Regions from separate parts of the Homo sapiens genome. Here regions 1 and 3 are each linked to region 2. Evidence: read pairs that join two places in POLR2A ChIA-PET (ENCODE). Cell type or tissue: PC-9. All regions are shown on one strand. Region 1 overlaps GYS1 (glycogen synthase 1). Region 2 overlaps PPFIA3 (PPFI scaffold protein A3). Region 3 overlaps ALDH16A1 (aldehyde dehydrogenase 16 family member A1).

Region 1 (2,500 bases), 170 kb after region 2:
GCTTCCCTTGTCCAGAGGCTTCTGGGAGTTAGAGTTCTTTCATTCTCTGGGGTCCAGGGACTTCAGTACTTGTGGTCTACATTGGGGAGCCATTTCCTGGGGAATGGAAACCCAGACAGCTAAGTTGTAGAAACAAAACGTGAACTGCTTTTGGCTAACCTATAATTTCCAATAGTCCCTAAAGCAGCCCACCTCATTATGAATGTTTCTGCCATCGGGATGCTGGGAGTTGTAGTTTCTCGGGCCCCTAGACTCAGTAGAGTGGTGGTAAGTAAAATCTTTAATGAGCTATGATGGAACAGTTGCTAAGAACTATACACCCCAGCAGTCCTCAGGACTTCCTATCACACTAGCTCTGTCTTGCTCCAGAGACTCTTGGAAATTGTGGTTTCTTTGGGCCTTTGTTAGGGTTGGAGGTGAATTTTCTTTTTTCTTCTTTTTTTTTTTTTTTTTTTTTTTTGAGACGGAGTCTCGCTCTGTCGCCCAGGCTGGAGTGCAGTGGCGCGATCTTGGCTCACTTCAACCTCCGCCTCCCGGATTCATGCCGTTCTCCTGCCCCAGCCTCCTGAGGCACCCACCACCACGCCTGGCTAATTTTTTGTATTTTTAGTAGAGACGGGGTTTCACCGTGTTAGCCAGGATGGTCTCGATCTCCTGACCTCGTCATCCTCCTGCCTCGGCCTCCCAGAGTGCTGGGATTACAGGCGTGAGCCACCACGCCTGGTGGTTGGAAGTGAATTTTCATAAGGAAACTACAACTCCCAGCAGTCTCCAAAGCTTGCTGCCATATTGGCACAGTCTCCACCCCCATTGACTGGGGATAGTTATATTTCCTTTGGGTTTCTTTAATAATAGAGCCCAGAGTACAGAACAAGGTAGCTGCAACTCCTCATAGTCCTTGGAGGTAAGGGAGTTGCTAACACGGCTTTGCCTCAAAGACAGCTGGGAATTCTAGTTCTTTGAAGCTCATGGTGGTTAAGGGAAGGAAAACATTTCCAGGCCAGGTGTGGTGGCTCATGTCTGTAATCCCAGCACTTCGGGAGGCCAAAACGGATGCATCGCTTGAGCCCATGAGTTCGAGACCAACTTGGCCAACATAGTGAAACCCCATCTCTATTAAAAAAAAAAAAAAAAAAAATTAGGCTGAGCGCAATGGCTCACGCCTGTAATCCCAGCACTTTGGGAGGCCAAGGCAGGTGGATCACGAGGTCAGGAGATCTAGACCATCCTGATTTAACACAGTGAAACCTCGTCTCTACTAAAAATACAAAAAATTAACCGGGCGTGGTGGTAGGCGCCTGTAGTTCCAGCTACTCGGGAGGCTGAGGCAGGAGAATGGCATGATCCTGGGAGGTGGAGCTTGCAGTGAGCCGAGATTGTGCCACTGCATTCCAGCCTGGGCGACAGAGCGAGACTCCGCCTCAAAAATAAATAATAATAATTTAAAAGAAAAGAAAGAAAACCTTTACAGGTTGTACTAGTGGGAATCCACAACTCCTGGTGATCACTTGGGTTTGTTGCCCCACGTCCGGTGCATTTGTGGTCTCCTTGGCTCCCCCAGGGTCCGCATGGCTCATGAGGAAGTAGGGAGTTCTCTGTCCCTTCCATGACCCCTTACCCTTCTTGTGGCTCCTGCAGCGGCAGTCTTTCCCCCCTGTGTGCACCCACAATATGCTGGATGACTCCTCAGACCCCATCCTGACCACCATCCGCCGAATCGGCCTCTTCAATAGCAGTGCCGACAGGGTGAAGGTGAGGGCATTTGGTCAGGGCTGGGTTGGGCACGGCAGAGGGAAGGGGTTGGGTCCTGGGCCTCACACACTCCATTCCCCTATAAGTTTTATCAAAGGTATTGCTGTGGTTAGAAAGAACCCTGGCTTCTGAGGCAGGCAGACCTGGGTTTGAACATTGGTCCTGCCAAACACATGCTGTGTGATGCTAGACAAGCTTTTTACCCTCTCTGGGCCACCTTGGGATCTCAGGGCTTAGCTAAATAAGGCACTTGGGCTGAGTCCTTCTTTTTCACTACCAGGTGATTTTCCACCCGGAGTTCCTCTCCTCCACAAGCCCCCTGCTCCCTGTGGACTATGAGGAGTTTGTCCGTGGCTGTCACCTTGGAGTCTTCCCCTCCTACTATGAGCCTTGGGGCTACACACCGGGTGAGTGTAGTGGGCAGGGGACAGCGTGGTCATGGCATCCTAGTCAGAGCTAGCATGTCTTGGGGCGAGGCACTGGCCTTCTCTGAGCCTGTTGCCTTCTTTGCAAAACAGGAACAATGGTAATCACCTGTTCTGCTACAGCGCGTGCTTTTGTGATACAATAGCTCATGTATTGAGAAACTAGAAGACTGGGTTTTGAGGACTAGTGAACTGGATGTCACAGTTCACACTGCTTTCTCCCAGAAAGCAGTGGCCCCCCAAATAGTGGCAATGAAATGCACAATTCACAAATACAGCCGAGTGTGGCCAAGTCTCCTCGTAAGACGTTCCCAGTGCCCATC
Region 2 (2,500 bases):
GAGGGGAACCCGCCCGCAGATGACCCGGGGGACCGGCGACCGGACGCGGCGGGGCGGAGCTGAGTGGCACAGGGGGCGAGGCTTGTAGCAGCGAGTCCCCCCTCCCCTCCTTTCGGACGAAGAAGGAAGACTTGGGCCCCGCGACTGGGCAGGAAAAAGGGGAGGGAGCAGCCTCTCCCCGCATGCGGCCCGGGAGGGAAGCCCCGCCCCCTTCCCGCGGGTAAAGGACACCCGTCTCCCAACAGAAACTGATCAATAAATTACAAAGTAGAGAAAAGGAAAGCGGACGTTTGGGGCGGGATTTCTTCCTCCCCGCTTCTTCCCCCTCTCAGTCCAGTTCATGTGGTTTGGTCCAGGCCCCGGCCCTGTGCGAGGCGGGCGCGCGCACTCCCGCTGGTCTGTACAGATGGTCCAGTCCTCGGCGCGAGCTCCCCCGCCCGCTCTCCCCGGCGAGGCCACAGTCCGGGCAGGAGAGGGAACAGCCCAGCCTCGGGAAGATTCTTCCGTCCGAGTGAGGTCACCTGCATGACGCCGGGCAGCGCGTGGAGCAGTGAAGATCCACCGTGCCGCCCCGCACCCCCAAGGTCGCCCAGCACGGTCCTCACCTGGAGGCCTGCACTAGCAGGAATAGGTCCGGACCGAAACGCCGTCTGCCCGGGAACTCCCAGAAGTCTGGCCTGGAGGGAGAGCGAGCAGCGGTTCAGCCTGGAGCACCCTCCTCCCTGTTCCTCTCCAGGATTCCTCCCTTTGGACTTCCCTTCCCGATGTCACAACGATCGCCGGGCTCCACATGGGTTTCCCTCCCTTCCCCGCAGCCAAGGACTCAAACTCGCATTGGGCGAGTTCACTCCCGCCCTGGGAAGGGGGAGTGGGATTTATCCATTTCATCCTGACGGGGGAGTCCGGAACGTTGGAGCAGTCCATTCCTCAGGGGTGGGCGAGAAAGGACTAGGCCATTCCAGAACCCGGACTACTGAGGTGGTCCATGCCCCACCCTAGGGAAGCGAGGAAGGGCTGTCGCATTTGGGAGCCCCCCACCTTCTGGCTGCAGCTTGCGGAGAGGGAGCCCCGGAGAGCCCAGGGCTCCCGCTGCAGCCGAACGAAAGTTGGGGGGCAACATCTCAGCTGAGTCGGGAGTTACGCCTCGGAGGTCCTTCTCCCGGAACATCTTCCGCCAGGATGGGGAGCGGCTGAAAGACTTGGCGCTGTCCTAGGTATAGGAGCCGGACAGCCGGTGAGGGACTCCTGCCTTGTCTGACTCCGCCCCTTCCTTTGACTCCACCCCTCTCCGGGTCTCACCTCTCCTTTAACCCCGCCCCTCTCCTGGCCCCGCCTCCAACCGTGACCATTAATAGTCAGGCCCCGCCCCCTCAGCTCAGCCTCTCGAGGAGCCGCTGGGAGCAGAGCCCTCTGAGCTGTTGCCGCGCCCACCTCGTCCAGCCGCCTGTCTGTGCCTAAGGAGATAAGGTTGCTGAATTCCTTCTCCAGAAGCTGCCGGGCCTGGAAAGAGGAGGTGGAGGGGGCGGTTGGAGCGTGCAGTCTGCGAGGTGGGGACGCCCAGCATGCTCCGGGCCCAGCGGCAGCTCACCTGTGCATTCTGCGTGGGGATCTGCAGGAGCAAGGCCAGGTCGGAGTAGTCGAAGGTCTCGTCCAGGGCGAGCAGTGCCCCGTGTACCCCGCTCTCCGTGAGGTTCGTGGCAAATTCCTTCAGGCCCAGCCCGGACACCCAACCCATGACCCGCTCATTGGACCACACCATCACGTCTGGGGACGGAAGGGACCCTCAGCCGTGCCCCTCCCGTGGCCTGGAGAGTTCAGTTTAGCCCATACCTCCACCTCCATTTGGTCTCTTCGGGCCACGCCCCCCACGCTGGCTCCACCCCCACGGTTATGGTGCCAATTTGCTTCTCCGGTCTCCCCCTACCCCCTCTCCTCCCCATCCAGCTCCACGCCCTCCACCTGGCTCCCAAAGGGACCCTTAGGCTCTACTCACCTCGGATCTGGGTCTGACTTTCTTCCCGCCTCCGCTCCAGGTCCTTCCGGTCATAGTTGAGCCGTTTCAGGCACATAATCCCATAATGTAGACTCACCCTGAGCAGCAGGGGAAGTGGAGTCACGGATGAGCTTTCCAGTCCCCTAGACTGCTGCTCCTACGGGTCCCTCCCCACTGGCTGCGCTCTTCTTGGAAAGGGTGGGGAGCTGATAAGTTCTATTGACTGTTGACCCCCTCAGGAGGTGAGGCATTTTCAATAATAGGCACTTCCTACTGGCCAGCCTGGAAGGGGTCCAGGGTTAACTAGCCAAGCCATTTCAGGATCTGAACTTTTCCTGTGGACCATCTCATTGGTGAAAGGAGCACAGAGTCAGGATTTCCTGAGAACTCAGGCTAAAAGGGCCAAGATAAGCCTGGGAATCTCCCATGGCCAATCCTATTGGCCAAAGACTCTCTGGGGTGGGGCTTCCCTTTGGACTGTCCCCACTGGCCAGGCAGCCCCCACCT
Region 3 (2,500 bases), 310 kb before region 2:
GAGCTGGGGCAGTTCAACCCCTACCCAGAATCCTCTAGGAGGGGACGTCTGTCTCCCTCTGCCCCATCAGCTAATTCTTTTCCTCCTATTGCTTTAAAAAAAAAGTTTGTGGTAAAATAGAGCATTTCAAAGTGTATAGTTCAGCAGTTTAGTGGCATTCTGTGCATTTACAGTGTTGTGTAACCATCACCACTCTAGTTCTAGAACATTTTTTCATTTTTTTTTTTTGAGACTGAGTCTTGCTCTGTCACCCAGGCTGGAGTGCAGTGGCATGATCTCAGCTCACTGCAAGCTCCGCCTCCTGGGTTCACGCTATTCTCCCGCCTCAATCTCCTGAGTAGCTGGGACTACAGGCGCCCGCCACCACATGCGGCTAGTTTTGTTTTTGTATTTTTAGTAGAGACGGGGTTTCACCATGTTGGTCAGGCTGGTCTTGAACTCCTGACCTCAAGTGATCTGCACGCCTTGGCCTCCCAAAGTGCTGGGATTATGGATGTGTCAACATCTTTAATTCATTCAATTAGGGTCTCAACTGAGTCCTTGGGCTGGTGCCACAACAGTGGCACCTATTTGGAGTCCACTTTGGGAGGCCGAGGTGGTCTGAGCCTAGGCATTCAAGACCAGCCTGGGCAACATGGTGAAAGCTCATCTCTACAAAAAATACAAAAAGTTAGCCGGGTGTGGTGGTGAGTGCCTGTAGTCCCAGCTACCTGGGAGTCTGAGGTGGGAGGATCACTTGAGCCCAGGAGGTAGAGGCTGTAGTAAGCCAAGATCACGCCACTGCACTCCAGCCTGAGTAACAGAGCAAGGCTCTGTCTCAAAGAAAAAAAATTTTTTTACCACATCTCACTCACCACATCTCCTCCATATTTCTTTCTTTCTTTTTTTTTTTTTTGTTTGAGACAGAGTCTTGCTCTGTCACCCAGGCTGGAGTGCAGTGGCGCGATCTCTGCTCACTGCAAGGTCCGCCTCCTGGATTCACGCCATTCTCCTGCCTCAGGCTCCCGAGTAGCTGGGACTACATGCGCCTGCCACCACGCCTGGCTAATTTTTTTGTATTTTTAGTAGAGATGGGGTTTCACTGTGTTAGCCAGGATGGTCTTGATCTCCTGACCTCGTGATCCGCCCGCCTCGGCCTCCCAAAGTGCTGAGATTACAGGCGTGAGCCACTGCGCCCGGACTTCTCCTCCATATTTCTTTCTCATCCTGGTCACGTCTTCCCTGATGCTAAATCCAAAGCACACTGCTCACTTGCTCCTTCTACAGACTCCCCTAGCATCTCTGATGTCACATATTCCTGATTTTTCTCTTACTGGCCCTTCTTTCTTTTTTTTTTTTGAGATGGAGTCTTGCTCTTGTCTCCCAGGCTGGAGTGCAATGGTGCGATCTCAGCTCACTGCAACCTCCGCCTCCTGGGTTCACGTGATTCTCCTACCTCAGCCTCCCAAGTAGCTGGGATTACAGGCGGCCGCCACCATGCCCAGCTAATTTATATATTTCTAGTAGAGATGGGTTTTTACCATGTTGGCCAGGCTGGTCTCGAACTCCTGGCCTCAGGTGATCCACTCGCCTCGGCCTCCCAAAGTGCTGGGATTACAAGCATGAGCCACTGTGCCTGGCTTCTCCTTTCTCTTTAAAGCAAAAAAGTTACTTAGAAGTTCCAAACTCAAACGCCCACAGGGAGAGAGACATCTGTGAGAAAGTCAGGGATATTTGAACATGAACTGGGCATCAGATGACATTAAAGAATGATTGTTGGCCGGGCATGGTAGCTCACATCTGTAATCCCTGCACTTTCCCACGCTGAGACGGGAGGATTGCTTGAGCTGAGGAGTTTGAGACTAGTCTGGACCTACACAGCAAGACCCCATCTCTACAAAAATAAAAGTAAAAAATTTGCCAGTCATGATGATGCACACTTGTAGTCTCAGCTAGTCAGGAGGCTGGGGTGGGAGGATTGCTTGGGTCCAGGAGTTTCAGGCTGCAGTGAGCTATGAACGCTACTGAATGCTAGCCTGGGCGACAGAGTAAGATCCTGTCTCAAACAAACAAACAAAAAACAAAAAGAATGACTTAATGTTAAGTGTGGTAACAGACCATGGTAGTTTTGTAACAAAATGAGCCCTTATCTGTTAGAAGAAAGGATTCAAATATTTATAGGAAAATACTGTGACATCCAGGATTTGTTTAAATTACTCCAAAGAAAATACAGAAGGAAACAGCGCTGGGATAAATGTTGATGATGGTTGAGGCACAGTGATGGGTAAACAGGAGTTCAAAATAAATGCTAATTATTCTGTGCAAGTTGGAAAGCTTCCCCCCAAAAGAAAAACAAAATTCCAAAAGAATGTCCAGAGGGTTCCAGGAGGCCTGAGAAGAGGGCCTGGATGAGAAGAGGAGCTTAACGATTCATGGAAAAGACAGGAGCTATTGGTCCCAGATGACTTTTGTCAGGGAAGTTGAGCCAAATGTTGACACATTTTGGAATTTTATTTTCAAG

Evidence for each region. Peaks named below come from ENCODE experiments on the same cell type or tissue, not always from the same donor. Only the 100,000 strongest peaks of a DNase experiment are listed, where the experiment ranks them.
Region 1: POLR2A ChIA-PET joins it to region 2 with 6 read pairs; 7 of 35 experiments call an interaction of 5 or more read pairs at or near these places.
Region 3: POLR2A ChIA-PET joins it to region 2 with 9 read pairs; 3 of 35 experiments call an interaction of 5 or more read pairs at or near these places.

The regions. Positions count from the first base shown.
Region 1 is chr19:48,973,872-48,976,371 of GRCh38, reverse strand. GYS1 (glycogen synthase 1) reads left to right here. Exons shown (of 16, transcript NM_002103.5): 11 at 1,639-1,752; 12 at 2,033-2,159. Among named protein-coding and RNA genes, the nearest start is that of FTL, 9.8 kb to the right of the region's middle. RefSeq lists an enhancer at 1-100. In PC-9, no CTCF peak of the experiment used is centred here; no DNase peak of the experiment used is centred here.
Region 2 is chr19:49,148,257-49,150,756 of GRCh38, reverse strand. PPFIA3 (PPFI scaffold protein A3) reads right to left here. Exons shown (of 30, transcript NM_003660.4): 24 at 2,499-2,500; 25 at 1,994-2,091; 26 at 1,589-1,764; 27 at 1,432-1,500; 28 at 1,039-1,210; 29 at 606-677; 30 at 1-521. The coding sequence ends at 619. Among named protein-coding and RNA genes, the nearest start is that of HRC, 5.9 kb to the left of the region's middle. RefSeq lists an enhancer at 1,015-1,234. In PC-9, no CTCF peak of the experiment used is centred here; DNase peaks (open chromatin) are centred at 276, 846 and 1,346; H3K4me3 peaks cover 2,255 bases; H3K27ac peaks cover 1,013 bases.
Region 3 is chr19:49,455,947-49,458,446 of GRCh38, reverse strand. The region is part of intron 1 of ALDH16A1 (aldehyde dehydrogenase 16 family member A1); the gene reads right to left. Among named protein-coding and RNA genes, the nearest start is that of ALDH16A1, 4.0 kb to the right of the region's middle. In PC-9, no CTCF peak of the experiment used is centred here; no DNase peak of the experiment used is centred here.